2 separate regions of the Mus musculus genome follow, and region 1 is linked to region 2. Evidence: chromatin loops called from intact Hi-C (ENCODE). Cell type or tissue: gastrocnemius. All regions are shown on one strand.

Region 1 (8,000 bases), 160 kb after region 2:
TCACTCGCTGAGAATGAAAGGTCTCTAGGCCAAAACGTATTTATAGGTGTGAGGGCTGCACCAGCTGTTTGTCACAGTTGCTAGGTGACAAGTTATTACAAATCTTTTTTTAAAAGCTTGTTACATTGGACGATGACATGGCTAACTTTCTGAAAAATACTGTTTAGCTTCGATTTATGTATACTTCCTATCTCTAATAAAATCACACTGTGAAACAGTCTCCCATAGTGCTCTGCCAGGAATCTTCTAAGTATGTTTGAATGTGATTATTGGATCACGAATTCACACATGACTATGGAAAATCTACAAAGTTACCAGAGAAGTGTGTGTGAGGCAAGCACTGGAACAAGCGAGCTCTGTCCCCAGGCCTTTCTGCTTGTCTCAGAGAGCTCAGAAGAGAGTCCACAACATTTTTAATGTGATTTAAAATCCAATGGGGAGTGAGCATTACAAGGATCATAAACCATCACAGTGGAATTTCTGCATGAAGACAATAGAAAAAGCATGGCTTCCAGTAACAGATCTCCTGAGCCCCATTTTCTCTGGGGGTAAAATGGAGACTGGCACACCAGTCCTGACTCGCAGGGTGCTGTGGTGACTTGTTGAGAGAACAAGGATCACGTAGTGATGATCTGAGACAGTGCTTGCCGATGAAGCCCTTAGCAGACCGCAGTCAGGGCCGTCCGTCATTATACAGAAGGATATAATTTAGTCTGAGCAGCTGGCCCCAGACTGTAGGATGGCTACTGGGAACTGCATAGAAACTGCTACTGTGCTTGAAAGAGAGAAGAGGCCCAAGTTTGGCCTAGAACCAGGGCTGCTCTTTACCTGTCTCTATTTTGACTCATTTCGTCGTAGTTAGGGATGGATGCCCTCTGCCATTCGTCTCTGAAGTGATCTGTATGTTCCAGTGTGGACCGTGTACTTCCTGTGCCGGTCACTCCTGTTCCATGTGACCTTGAGCCACACAGATAAAGAATCTAGACTTCAACTTCCTCGGCAGTAACCTGGAATATAATAAATCAGACATGATCACTAAAATGAGGTTATTGAGTTTCTAAGTGTCGGAAGAGTCCCTGTCCCCTGGAAGGTGTTGTCTGCTCATGACACTCTGGACTTGAAATGGGTTTCTCTGTTTATCTGAATCATTATTCAATCTCCCTGGCTCTTTTCAACTTAAAAAAAAAGTTACCTAAATAAAAAGTCTTGCTAATCTGTGTAATCTTATTCTACAATTATTTTTAATAATTGTCTGCCTCATAATTTAAAATGTATAGTTTTCAGTTATTTTAGCTTAAAATGTGTTAGTTCTTTATTTTGTTACAAATGGCAGAAATAAAACTGAAAAACAGCTTTATGAAAAGGAAATTGGCCTTAGTCTGTAGATGGCCTTGCTGTGTACATTGCTTCTTGGTTTTAGCAGTACTAAGAATTCAAACTGGACCTTCAAGATTCATTTATATTCTAGTCCCTCCCCCAACACACATAACATACAGCACACACACACACACACACACACACACACACACACACACTTGGTTTTTCCTGTCCCTCTCTTTCCCATCTCTTTGGTAATTATCTCCTTTAACAAGTTAAAAATATGTGAAAATATTAAAAATGTTTTGTTTTGAAAAATAGTCTTCACTTTTAAATAGACTTTGCACTTTGGGACAGTCTATAGCCACACAGCAACAAGTTTATCCTACCCTGTCCACAGCAATGAAAACATTTTGTATTTAACAAGTTTGTCTCTCTTATCCAACCCCCTTAGTTTACAAATTAATTTTTCTCTAGTAGCTTGAGATTAAAAGCTATTTCTAACATGTCACTTTCATGTGTGAAGTCTCTCTCCCTCTCTCTCTCTGTCTCTCTGTCTCTCTGTGTGTGTGTGTGTGTGTATACATGTGCCATGTGGGCATGGGTGTGTTCTCAGGCACTACGTGGTCATGTGTCATCTCGCTGGTTGAGGGCTATGCCTCCTCACTTGAAGTCTCTGGAGTTAGGAACAGTAACAGTAAGCACACTTGCTGTAGACTCAGTGGACTATGAGAAGCGAAGTGCCCACAAGAGATCTTACTTTTTGAAAATGACACTAAGACTCACTTGTTTCGGTATTCGTGTTGTTGGTCAAACCCTAGCTAGCACATCTCCCCGCTTTCAGATAGACAGTTTATTTTTTTTTTCCATTTTTATTAGGTATTTAGCTCATTTACATTTCCAATGCTATACCAAAAGTCCCCCATATCCACCCACCCCCACTCCCCTGCCCACCCACTCCCCCTTTTTGGCCCTGGCGTTCCCCTGTACTGGGGCATATAAAGTTTGCCTGTCCAATGGGTCTCTCTTTCCAGAGATGGCCGACTAGGCCATCTTTTGATATATATGCAGCTAGAGTCAAGAGCTCCGGGGTACTGGTTAGTTCATAATGTTGTTCCACCTATAGGGTTGCAGATCCCTTTAGCTCCTTGGCTACTTTCTCTAGCTCCGACAGTTTATTTTTAAAGAGCGTTGACTCTCATGTTTCCTGATCTTAGAGAACCCCCTAATGGAGAATACTGTGTCCTACACTGTGAAGCCACAGACAGCGCACGAGAATTCCATCAGGTTAAATGTTAGACTGCAGCCAGCACTTTTTACTGGGCATGATAGCACATGCTATAATTCCAGCACTCTGCAAGTAGAAGTCTGAGAATCAAGAGTAGTAGGCTAGCCTTAGCTACATAGCAAGTTCAAGGCCATCTTGGACTACATGGCATCTTGATTCAGAAACCAAACAAACAAACAAACAAACAAACCAGCAACAAACAAACACACCCCCTCAAACCTTGCTTTGGATAACTTTATATTTTTAAAGATTATATGTTTTGTGTGAGTCTGTGTACATGACTGTAGTTATCCAAAGAGGCTAGAGGTGTTGGATCCCCTCTGGCTCTGGAATTTCAGGCCTGTGTGAGCTGCATGAGGGGGCCATTCTTGAAGCTAAGCTTTGGTCTAGGGAAGCGCAGTGCATGCTTTTAACTGGCGAGCTATCTCTCCAGCCCTGATAACTATCATCTTAAAGGAAAAGAAGTACAAAATAACGCAAAGACACGCACAAAAGTTTTCGTTTTTTAAAAAATTCGATTCAGACCTATTTGACTTTTTGAAATCTACTGAACAACTGAATCTGGGAGGCCCTTTGGGAGCCTGGTTGTAAAAGTTGCCCTCAGGACCAGGGCAGAGCTTAGTTCAGAGATGATTCATTTTCTTGGCTGTTGAGCCAAGACCCCACTGGGTGCTCTATCAATGACTGTGGATATTGAGGTTTTTCTAGTTGAGTTGAGGACATGGAGGCTTCTTCGCACAGACACTGCTCTTTCTATGCGTTCATTACAGCCCTTTCCTGCTGTCTGAGTTTCTCATGCAGGCACACCTATCAATCCTCTGCTGAAAATGTCAGGGGATTCCCCTGCGGACCTACTAAGTGCACTCTCTCTATTCATCTACTCTCGGGCCTGGGACTCCTCACTCTTGGGTCAGCTCAGGGAGATGACAGATCCCACCTGGGTGGCTCCTCTCTGCTCTGGCTTCTGGAAATTGTAAAGGCAGTGAGCTAGGCAATTGTAAGAGTCTTGGTGCGTTCTCTCTCTCTCTCTCTCTGTCTCTCTCTCTCTTGCCTAATGAGTAAATCTAGCCCCTGACATACCATCTTGCCCTGGCAAATATCTCTGTCTATTTTTTAAAATAGTACTTCCACATATTTTGCTTACAGTGACTCTTAGGGTAAGAAACACATGGTGCAGAGTGCCTGGATCACTTATTCTTGCAAGTTTCTGAGCTTCCCCTAAACTGTTCCACCAGGATCTTCTCAAGTGAGGTCCAGGCCCATTTCAGTAGCCTGGGAGCCAGACACCACCAATGAAAAACTCCAAAGGGTGGACTTCCGTACAGCATGCACATGACTAGTTACAGTTTACCAGGACAGGGAGACAGAAAAGCAAGGATATTGGCCTAAAATTCAATTCAAAGCTCCTTCCTGTTGATAAAGGGGCTGCTTGTCCCAGGAGCCATCATATTATGTTTACAGTCCATAAATTCTTCAGCTGTTGACAAAGGAGTTTGGGGCTAAAGGTTGATCAATACCTTGCTAAAAAGACTAAAGAAAACTTAAGTAAATGGCATTGAGATTGATCTAGCTGTCTGTCTGTCTATCTATCTATCTATCTATCTATCTATCTATCTATCCTGAGAGAGAGGAAGATTTGCAGATTCTGGAGCCAAGCCTCTCTGAAAGCTAGACTGGCTACAAGGGGACTGGGACCTGTGCAGTGACATAAACTCCTAGGACTAAAGGCATGAGGGCCCCAAGAAACTGAAGCTGGTAGGATCCAATGGTGATGCTTCGGTGGACCTTCTCTAGTGGCCACAGTGTACCACTGGCTCACTGTTAAGAAACACCAAGTTGGGAGGGAGTCATGACACTACTTTGTTTTGAACCTGGAGTTTGCATGTCCTGTCTGAAAGCAAGGAAGAAATATTAACAATTACACTGGTGGTAACTAAATTTTCTCCCTTAGAGGAACTTTCATCATAGATGGTGTGTGGTGTTTGGTTAAGAACTTGGTAAAATCTAGAACTGTTTTGAAGGCTAAAGTGTATTTCACTTCCCTGTATGATGGTGGGGCCTTGCTGTGCGTATCAGCTACTGCAAGGATGATAAGACAGCCAGAGGGAAAAGACATCTCCCAGACTTTGTCCAGGATTCACAGAGATTACTACTCTGCTATTATGTTTCCCAGGCTTTCTAGGGAAACCTAGAGTTTTGTGATGGAGCAACAAGTGGCGTGCAGACGTCACTTGTCCTAACCCCCAGAACTACGCATGGGTCTTAGTTTCCGCTGAGTATTTGGATTCTGCACATGACATGCTCTGCTTTCCTGGAAAGGCTTGGGCTTGAATGAACCCACACTGGTGTTGGTCAATCGCAGTTCTTTTTTTCTTCATTCTAGGAAGAAGAGAAACAAGGAATGTTCCCTATTCTCAATAATAACGTGTTTTCTTTTTAAAGGGTAGCAGTGAATTTATTTGTTGTTTGAAGGTTACATTGTTTAAGTTCAATGGAATTGGAAGGCATGAATCTTGTTCTTAGGTCTTGACTCTGTCCCTAAGTAGGTGAGACAACTTGGGTGTGTTTAAATGTTCTCCATCTACAACATGAAGGAATGGGAAAAACTGACATTAGGTCTGACCTCACTCCAAATTGTAGAATTCTGTTACCCATAAAAATATGGTGACATAAATTAATGGTTGACTCACTTGAAGACTATAGAGATGCATATTCCTATAACAATCACTGTTTCATTTGTTTCTAAAAATTTTATCTTTATGTGTATGGGTGTTTTGCCTGTATGTATATCTGTGGACTGCACACATGCATACATGTGGAGGTTAAAAGAAGTCGTTGGTCCCTGGAACTGGAACTAAAGATAGTTATGAGCTGCTGTGCTGGGAACCAAACCTGAGTCCTCTGAAAGAGGGACACGTGCTTCTCACTGCTAAGCCATCTCTCCAGCTCCTCACTATAGCATTTTCAACAATTATATTGCAGTGATCAATTCTTTTGAGTCCATGGTCCATAAATGTGAAGGGATACCCTTTCTTAATCTCCAAATTCATATTTTATATTCAAGTCCTATCTCTATTTGGCACAATCGGAAAACATTTGTTCTTGTCTTCAACATTCATTACATTTTCCAAAATCATTTGTTTAGACACTAATTTCAATCTGCATACACTGTATTTCTGTTCAGAATTATAACAATTCAGTTGTCAGTGAGAATTATTTGCTTTGCCAATATCAAAGCTGCAAATAATGGGATGTGTCGTTTTAAAAACATTACCTGAGATATTTCTCAAGGTGGAGAAACATCAGGGAAAATCAGTTACAAATTGAGTATTTTCTTCCCAGCAAATGATACAATCTGTAGACATTTATAGGAAAACAGTAGCATTGGTATTCAAGCTGTAGAAGTAATTAATGTATTCATCACAATGAAAGGCACCAAGGGGAAAATTGATCGTATTTTATTGAAAATGTGAATACATTAGCAGATAATGTTCACTTGACATCCATCAAAAAGTCCTTAACATGAACTTGTAGGGAGAATTGATTATTATACTAACATTAACATTTCCAATGTTAGGGCATTACTTACTAAATAAAATATATGATGTCATCCTTGAGACAGAAATCCTAAAAGTAGCCTTCAGAGCAAAGTTCTAGCATCTAAACAAAGTAGCGTGTGTGTGTGTGTGTGTGTGTGTGTGTGTGTGTGTGTGTGTGTGTTACTGGGGAAAGATACTTCAGAAGCACAGGGAGTACTGGGCTGGTGAGGTGTCTCAGCAAATAAAGACATTTGATGCAGAACCCTTGGCAACCTGAGGCTAATCCTCAGAATGCACTAAACGGTGGAAGAGAGAACACACTTTGCAGAGTTAACCTCTGACTTCTGGTCATACTCCGTGGCATGTTTACATGTGTGACACAGCATGTATCCACATGCATACTAATTTTGTTTTCAAAATTAAAAAGGGGTATAGTAAGACACCATTGAATTAACATTTTTCTAGAGTTGGCCAGCTACTGCATATATTGAGACCATACTGTTGGTGTTATTAATCATTCTATGTCTAATATCCCTGGTTCTTTCAATGTGCTGTGACTTCTTATTCTTAGGGTTTAAGTTTTCAACAAGTGCTGCAAGGCCCAACATGAGCTATTCCTGGTTCCTGTCAGCTTCACTTGTCGTTCTCCTCCTGATTCATGTTTCTGGCACCACACTGCAAGGCTGGACAGGGTAGAGCCTATTCTAGGCCTCTCTATATTCCCCTGTTCTAGGGCTTCTCTATATCCTGTGATGCTCTATAGTCAGCCCTTGGGGTAAAGTACTAATTCATCCCAGATCTGAGCTAAAACAATGAGTTCTTCAGGAACTATGTCCCAGAGCTCCAGCCCTGGCCTCCCTAATGTTTCCCATGTTGGAGTCACATAACTACTTCTGTAACTAGTTGCTTCTGTCAGCATCTAAGCGTTTTGAGTTGGGTATCTGGCTGGTTAGCTCTCTGAACTCAGAGCATAATAAGGCCCACAGTAATCTTCAAGGAATATGTGCTGAAGCTATGACTGTTTGGTGGTTGGACACTGTTGTTGGTGTTATTGTTATTGTCGCTGATGTTCAATTACATTTTTTTCTCTCTTTAGCTGGGAAGTCATCAATTCCAAGCCAGATGAAAGAGCCAGACTGAGCCAGTGCATTGCAGAATCATGGATGAATTTCAGCATGTTTCTTCAAGAAATGTCTCTTTTTAAACAGCAGAGTCCTGGCAAGGCAAGTTTTTAAATACTCAATGTAACTTGGGAACAAATGAGGTGACCTGTTTTAGCTGGGAAAGACTCTCTAGATTGAACATACTAGACGTGGCTCAGACATGGTCACATGTGAAACTCTTAAGTATTTGTATATTATAGAGATTTACTTAGCCCACTACTTAGAAGGAATTGAGATGGGGTTTTGCCGTATTGAAAACCAACAGGAAATGAAAAGGGGTGTTGTTATTAAGAACTTAGTTTATCATCTGTGACCTGGTTCTGAAATGAAAGGCAGTCGAGGTAAACCGTCCTTATAGGGGTTAGGGGCAACTGAGTCTCACTTGTAGTCTAAAAATGTAGTTGAGATTCTGTTTTGGTTTATTGTAAGGACACTTGCTGAGTGTGGCACTCACAGTGATCCCAACACTTGGGTAGGTAGGAGGATCATGAATTCTCATGAGCTTTGGCTACACAGCAAGCCCCCCCATCCTGGAATAACAACACAGAAACCAAACGAGCTTTGACAAGAACATTCACTGTGGTCAGGCAACTGGAATAAGTGTGATTTTTTTTTTGTTTATTTGGTTTATTTTATTTTATTTTGTTTTGTGATTAAGACAAAATCCCACTCAGGGAAGATTCTCAAGCGATA
Region 2 (8,000 bases):
CCAAGGCTCCAATCGACACGCCCACCCAGCAGCTGATCCAAGATATTAAGGTGGGAAGAGAAGCCCAGGAGTTCCTTGTGGTCCCTTCCCTTGCTGTTACAGATGCCAGCCAGTGTTTCTCCTGCCTGGCTTCCACCAATGCCTGGTGATTTTTCAGTTCAGAGTCTAAGTGAGGTGTTTCGTGAAATCTTACATTACAGATGTTCCATCTCCATAGAGGTGTTAGAGTTTGGCACACTATGCATAGACAGAAGATTGTGTGTGAACTGGGTAGGGACTGCTTAAACCATCCCAGAGTCACCTCTGCCCCAGTTGGAGACCTCTCAGAAGTCATGGTGATTCCCTTCTCAATATTCTGTTCTTAGGTCCCAGAAGTAGATTTACAAAGAGCCCAGATTGGGCGCTGGGGATATAGCTCAGTGGTAGAGTGCTTGCTGTTATGGGCAAGGCCCTGGGTATGGTTCAGTCTCCACCACCTGAAAGGAAACAGAGAGCCCAGATTGTGCTAGAACACTTGGGATCCCTGACAGCTACCTCCAGATCGCCAGAAACAACAAATCTCATTGATTTCGTAAAATTTCAGTTCCCTGCTTGTAAGTTTAATTGTTCAGTCAATGTTTGTTGGTTGAAAGCACCGATGATTAGCCGCCAGCTGCCACAAACCTCCCTCATGGTGCTGTGGACCCCGGTGAAGCTGGAGACCCCTGGTGGTCTGATAGAGCCAAGGTTGGAATTTCCTACCCAAACCCAGGGGTTTCCAATGTGGTATGTTTTCTAGAAATTTGAGACCAAGCTACAGCAAATTCTTAATCCCCAGTACACAACCAAGCTTCCTGTGGAACCCAGGGCCCTAGATACAAATAATCTCATTTTTAGCAATAAAGATATTTTTCTAAGCTTCCTTTTGAGAGAGGAGGCAGGTTTTTTTTTCCATGTCAAGCCACACATTTTTATCAAAGCTGTGCCATCTATTTTTATTCTCTAATTGCAAATTCAGACATTCAGAGAATAAATAGTTTTTCCAAATATAAAAGACTGTGTCTTCAGAAATGAGACAAGTTACCCCAATTAACTAGAAGATTTAAACCATCGCTTTTCTGCCAGCCTCCAGCGAGTGTTGTTGGAAAGATTTCCTACTGGAAATGACATTTCCCTGGAAGAATGAATCAGTGCCTGTGCCCAACCCTGCTGTTTGTTTAGTGATGTGGCTGCCTCCGTGGCATCCCAGTAGCATGTGACGAGCGTCAACACAGGATAGGATTCTGTCCAAAGATCTTAAATTCTCGGCAGAGGGGCCTAAGGGGGACGTGTCCCTGTGGGTGTGAGGTGTGTCATTTCCAAGTTCAGAAGAGCCATGAGGCCGAGCATTGAAGAACAGTGCTCGCGCCCGTTGTAGAGAGCCAGTGTTCAGTCCCCAGACCCATGTCAGGGAGTTCCTAGCCACTTCTAGCTCTGGTTCCAAAGAATACTATGCTGCTCTCTCTTCTGGCCTCCACAGACACCACACATATACACAGAACTAAAAAGGAAGTCTTTAAAAGAAGTGTCAAAAAAATTAATAATTAAAGCCAGTCTATGGCGCTGCATGTCTATAATCCCAACAGTTGGCCGACTGAGCAGGACTGTCATGAGTTCTAAGGCTACCCTAGATCTGCCTAAGACTCAAAATATAAAGTCTATCAAAATGTATTTTAAAGTGAACTATACTTGGAGATCCCACGATTGATGGCAAATCATGAAGATTAATTTGTTCAGTAGACGTGTGAGTAGCTACAGGGATGGGGGGTTTTAATAACGTGAGGAGACTTGGAACACTTGAGACAGACACTGAACTGTGTCACATACTTCTGGGGTCCGTGCTTAAATCCAGGTTGGATTGATTCTCTTTGGCTGGAAATGGTCACCGCTGGATTTCCTGGACTTTGTGAAAGATGTTCTGTGTGTGGAGGCATGGTGGGATTCGCTCTCTAAGAGTAGGTGCTCGTCACAGTCCGCCTCCTTGCTTTCTTTCAATGGCTGCTTTGCTTTGTAGGAGAACTGCCTCAACTCTGACGTGGTGGAGCAGATTTACAAGCGGAACCCGATCCTTCGCTACACGCATCACCCGCTGCACTCCCCGCTCCTGCCTCTTCCCTATGGGGACATAAATCTCAACCGTGAGTTCAGAAAGCCCCCAGGATCCTCAGAGCCTCGTAACTTTGTTCTAACGTGGAAGCAGTGCTACCTCAGAGAGTCTCTAAGTCATTCCAGACAGGAAAGAGACGGTAAAACATGCTCAAGTACAGATGTAAGGCAGCGGTTTATCAACCTGAGTCACGACCCTGCTGGGGGTTCGCGTATTGGGTATCGTGCGTATCAGATACTTAACAATTCATAGCGGAAGCAAAGTTACAGTTAGGAAGTAGCCGTGAAGTAATTGTGTGGTTGGGGTCAGCACAGCAGGAGGAAGTGTATTAAAGAAGCAGCATTAGGGCTAGGAAGGTTGAGACATTAGAGAGTGCTTCTCCATGAATTCAGGGCAATCCTTAGAGTGAGTATACAGTGCCTGTTGGACTGTGGTAGGAAGGTGTGCCTATCCAGCCCTTCTGTCTTTAACTGTCAATACACCATCCAGTGAGTTGTCTATATGTTCATTCCTTCATTATGAAGTGGCTTCGTAGCATGGTGTCAGCAGCGGCAGCTTGCGGGAGGTACGCAGCACATCCGAGACGCGTGAGGCAAGGCTACGGTCTGTAGAGGATTCATTGCAGTTTTGCCTGACAGTATTCTCAAGTTCTAATGGATTGACAGGAGATGTAACCTGTCATTTTTAGTCAAGGTACATAGGTCCTAGACAGTATCACGTCTTAAGCAAGAGAGCTGTCCAACTATAGTTCAGGTTTTAATCAAGCAGGTTCTGTACTAAAACCTCAGCTGTCTTAACAGAGCAGTGCAGCTCGCTCGCCTCTGCGCGGACATTCCTTAGAAGTGGCTGCTTGTCCCCACCCCCATCCCTTCCTTTAGTCTCCTGCGCCTGTCATAACTTCTTCCAGCCCCTCCAGTGATTTCGGTTGGCTTTCTTTCCCTAGTGCTGAAAGACAAAGGCTACACGACCCTTCAGGACGAAGCCATCAAGATATTCAATTCTCTCCAACAACTGGAGTCCATGTCCGACCCCATCCCTATCATCCAGGGCATCCTGCAGACCGGGCACGACCTGCGGCCTCTGCGGGATGAACTGTATTGTCAGCTCATCAAACAGACCAACAAGGTGCCCCATCCCGGCAGCGTGGGCAACCTTTACAGCTGGCAGATCCTGACCTGCCTCAGCTGCACCTTCCTGCCGAGCCGCGGGATCCTCAAATACCTCAAGTTCCACCTGAAAAGGTAGAGCACTAGGCCAGGGGGCACTTTTGAAAGAAGCTGGGCAGAGCTTACAGAGGTATAATCCACCATTGCGACATCAAACGCTGCGACAGGGCTCTCCAGCCCGACCCACAGGGCCCCTCAAGCAAGTGTGTATGACTTAGATGTCCTCTTGCCCTTTAAGCCGAATGAAGAATCAAGCCACTAATGTATTCATGCTGGGTACATTTAATTACTCTCTCTATAGAAAACCCCAACTTTGATTGTGTGTGTGTGTGTGTGTGTGTGTGTGTGTGTGTGAACTGACTTAGTTCTTATCAGATTTTATTCTGAGGTTGACAGCGTGAGGTTATGGAATACTTTTAGGTAAAAAAATGGCTACGTAGGTGAATCTCTGAGTAGTCTGTCTAATCTCATTGTTCTGTGTGTGGCAAAGGCAGCTAACAAGTCTCATTTTGCTCAACTGTGGCAAACAACATTTAAAGCTGGACACGGTGTCTTGTTTTGGTAATCTCCTCACTGAGGCAGGAGGAACGAGAGTTCAAGGCCAGCCTAGATAGAGTACATCGTGAACCCCTACATTAACAAAGAAAGGCCAGGTGTAGGCATGGCGTGCACACATTTAATCCCAGCAGGAGGCAGATGCAGGCAGATCTTTTTGAATTCAAGGCCATGGCCCAAGGCATTATAATTTTGGTTATTAGCGGTGCCACATAAAAAAAAAAAAAAACTGGCAGCGGACTACCCGCAACGTAGGTTCTTTACTTTTTCCATGTCTGAACTAAAGCTGGACCTAACCAGAAAGACACTGCCATTCACTCCTGTCACCACAAGGGGGCAGCCTCCCAGCCTCTGCTGCTGAACCCTCCCCACATCCCAGCTCCCTCTGGCCAGCCTGTGTCTATCTCCAGTTCACAGTCACCTTTGTCTCCCAGGATACGGGAACAGTTCCCAGGAACCGAGATGGAGAAGTACGCCCTCTTTATCTACGAATCCCTTAAGAAAACCAAATGCAGAGAGTTTGTGCCTTCCCGAGATGAAATCGAAGCTCTGATCCACCGGCAGGAAATGACGTCCACAGTGTATTGCCATGGCGGAGGCTCCTGCAAGATCACCATCAACTCCCACACCACAGCCGGGGAGGTAGGGAATGCCGACAGTCAATCGCCTTGTGCTTGTTGCACACTGGCCCATACGCCTGTGGTACCTGAATGTGTGTTTATGCTCAGTGTATCCGCTCAACAAGCAAGGAAGTCAGTACAGCCAGCAGCCAAGCGCACGCACACACACACACACACACACACACAGTAGAGGTAAAAGTTGAGTTACGTGCAAATGCAAAGCTCCACCTAAGCCAGTGTCCCTCAGACGTAATCTCCCCCATCTTGAACGTGTCTAGATCTGCAATGGGGAAACCCTGTGAGAAGGGTGTGTCGAGTCTCTTCGGCCACCAGGTGTCTCTCTGTGCCTGCCATGAGAATGTGGAGAATACCACATCAGAAGAGCACATTTTCCCCTGACCTCTTAAATCAAGCCCAACAAAAGCTTGGAATGATGGTGGCGTTGCTAATTAAGCCTTAGGAGCCTTTTGAAGTGACTCATCATTAGAAATCGCCACTGTTTCTCAAGGCTTATCAATATATCGGATAAAAGATGGGACTTAGGGGTTTCATTTATTTTTCCAACTACTGAGGCTTTGCAAAAAAAGAAAACCGTAAGTTAGTGGTCCTCCTCTCCCCTGCCCCTCCCCCCACGCCCCGGGGAGGGGAGGGAAGAAGAAAGTCAAAGCTGAATTTATCAAGACAGTAAGAGCAAGCCAGTACATGCTCAGGCTCCGGGGCAGCAGTCTCAGAGGGCTGTGTGGACCCTGCCACACCAGCCTCTCCCTCCGACAGATGACGTCGTATGCATGTAAAGCGCATGGCGGCAGCAGCGTCTGAGCTGAGAGCCCCTGATGTGTCTTCCAGGTGGTGGAGAAGCTGATCCGAGGGCTCGCCATGGAGGACAGCAGGAACATGTTTGCCTTGTTTGAGTACAACGGACAGGTGGACAAGGCCATCGAAAGCCGGACCATCGTAGCTGACGTCCTGGCAAAGTTTGAAAAGTAAGTTCCTCCCCTTCAAAACGCCTGGAGAACACGTGTGTTTGCGTTAGTTTATATTTTACCCTTGTTAATCTATTTACCTTTTCCTCTCTGCCACCTGTTGGCCCTCTTTGCTTGAAAGCTTTCTCTTTATTATCTACCCTAAAGTGGAACCTGGCTGGAACAATGCACTTTCCCTCTGGTTAAACTACCCAGGAGATCTGACAAGGACTGCCTTGCTATTTTGTTTGTGTGACGACCCCTTGTGTCACCTCTTTGTCCCATCATATGGTAGGACAGCTTCATCTTCAGAGTACGCTGTGTGAAATCAGCCCTCTGTGGGTTACCATGGCCCATTTCTGGTTTTGCTCTGAGACTTTTGTGGCTTCTGCCTGTAGGCTAGCTGCCACGTCAGAAGCCGGGGACGCGCCATGGAAATTCTACTTCAAACTTTATTGCTTCCTGGACACCGACAGCATGCCAAAAGACAGCGTGGAGTTTGCGTTTATGTTTGAACAGGTAAAAGGAACTCCAAGAGACAGATTCTTTTCCTTTGTCAGAGACAAGAGAGAGAAGCCCATTACTGCAGCAAATAAATAAACTGCTAAAGTCTGTAGGATTAGGTGCGGTAGCAGACTTACCAGCAAGGAAAAGCTAACCACTCACTGTGGAATGAGCACTCGGTTTGAACACCACTGCCAAGACACTTGATGTGCCAGAGTCAGGGGATACTCAGGCAGGGCACCTCCACTCTCTCAGAGGAGAAGGGGAGGGGGAGTAGAGGGGGGACTGGGAGGGGGACAGCAATCAGGATGTAAAGTGAATTTAAAAAAAGTATCACTGCCAAGAGACCATAGGAGTAAAAGCCACTCCAGGGTTGGATGACACCCATGAAGGGGAGGAATTTGGCTTGGAAGCGGCAGGCCGTGCTTTGCTAGGAGAAATCCAAGTGGAAACGTGGGGGTAGGTGGGTGCTTTGCGGGGGAGGAATTTAAGCTTAAAAGGGAGGCTGGGATACAGTCTGCATGGCATGAGTAGAGGTTTCCTGACATATTTGCTGTCTGTCACCTCCTTTAGGCCCACGAAGCCGTCATCCATGGCCACCACCCAGCCCCTGAGGAAAGCCTCCAAGTGCTGGCTGCCCTGAGACTGCAGTATCTGCAGGGCGACTATACCCCGCACACCTCCATCCCACCCCTCGAGGAGGTTTACTCTGTGCAGAGACTCAGAGCTCGCATTAGTCAGTCGACCAAAACCTTCACCCCGTACGAGCGCCTCGAGAAGAGACGGACCAGCTTCCTGGAGGGCACGCTGCGGCGGAGCTTCCGGACCGGGTCGGTGGTTCGGCAGAAGGCGGAGGAGGAGCAGATGCTGGACATGTGGATCAAGGAGGAAGTCTGCTCGGCTCGCACCAGCATCATTGACAAGTGGAAGAAACTGCAGGGGATGAACCAGGAACAAGCCATGGCCAAGTATATGGCCCTGATCAAGGAGTGGCCTGGTTATGGATCAACACTCTTTGATGTGGAGGTGAGAACCGGTTGAACAGGCAGGTGCTGTACAGTCCGGACCAAACTGTCTCAGAACCTGAACCTCCCTGGGGTCACACAAAGGGACAGAGGGACCACTTGGCTCTGTGCCTTCTGAGTCTCACCACGAGCATCCTCGTGTCCCACACGGGTTTTGTTTTGTTTTTTTGTTGTGTTTTCTTCGGTAGTTTTTGTTTTTACCTGTGTGTGTGTGACATCTGGAAGAGGGCAAAGGTCACTGAACTGAAGTGGTCAGGATTGGAGACAAGCACCTTAACCCACTGAACCATATTGCGGCCCTCCTCAAAGGTTTATTTTCTGTTCCTTTGTAGCAAATATTTCTATAATGGAGTCGCCAGTAGGATGACCTCCATGTGTGTGGCTGGTTGGCTGGTTGGCTTGATTTCTGTTGCTCTTGATCTAGATTAACATTGGGTTCAGCTGGCTTCAGACCTACTCTGTATTTGAAGGTGGTCTGAACCCCTTTCGTCCACTTCCCAAATGCTGTCCCGGAACTCAGAGTCACCTGCCCCTGCTGGGATTAGAGGTGTGTGCCAACACCGCCAGGCAGTGCAGTGCAACTCTGCAAAAGAGGGATTGACTTTTCCTGATGTGCATTCTGGGTATTCAACCCAGGCTCTGGTGCAAAGAGGCAAGAACTTTAGCCCTGAGCTACGCCCCGCGTCTCCATCTAAATATTTTCTTCCTCAAGTCAGCACTTATAACGTTTCAGACTTCAGAACATTGCGGATTGTAGCTGGCAGCGCAGAAGTGCTGAGCTAGCATGTCCTTCTCCATTCCTCGTGATGACCTACTATGAAGGAACGGCACCTTGGAGAGTGGAATCCTGGTTTCATTGCTGCTGTTTAGCCACTGCCCCAGGCCAGCATGAATGTCCTTATGTCTTTATTTAAGACCGCTGACTGGAAGGAAGTTTTCCTGGTCGTATAGAACAGAGCAATACTCGTCAGACAGGCCTGCGTGTCAAGTCAGGCCATCTTCCTTGTGTGTTTTCTTTGCAGATGTGGAGGGTTTAGTCAGTG

Evidence for each region. Peaks named below come from ENCODE experiments on the same cell type or tissue, not always from the same donor. Only the 100,000 strongest peaks of a DNase experiment are listed, where the experiment ranks them.
Region 1: a loop joins it to region 2, with 8 times the contacts of the local background. A loop is called at or near these places in 33 of 42 quality-filtered maps.

The regions. Positions count from the first base shown.
Region 1 is chr15:25,956,984-25,964,983 of GRCm38, forward strand. Retreg1 (reticulophagy regulator 1) reads left to right here. Exons shown (of 9, transcript NM_001034851.2): 4 at 7,241-7,367. Among named protein-coding and RNA genes, the nearest start is that of Mir7212, 13 kb to the left of the region's middle. In gastrocnemius, a CTCF peak has its summit at 2,556; no DNase peak of the experiment used is centred here; H3K4me3 peaks cover 893 bases; H3K27ac peaks cover 7,391 bases.
Region 2 is chr15:25,801,231-25,809,230 of GRCm38, forward strand. It overlaps Myo10 (myosin X), which reads left to right. Exons shown (of 41, transcript NM_019472.2): 33 at 1-50; 34 at 2,033-2,156; 35 at 3,069-3,366; 36 at 4,281-4,488; 37 at 5,313-5,449; 38 at 5,827-5,947; 39 at 6,506-6,958. Among named protein-coding and RNA genes, the nearest start is that of Retreg1, 38 kb to the right of the region's middle. In gastrocnemius, CTCF peaks have their summits at 4,176 (motif pointing right) and 4,792 (motif pointing right); DNase peaks (open chromatin) are centred at 3,329, 4,186, 4,485, 5,176 and 1 more place; H3K27ac peaks cover 720 bases.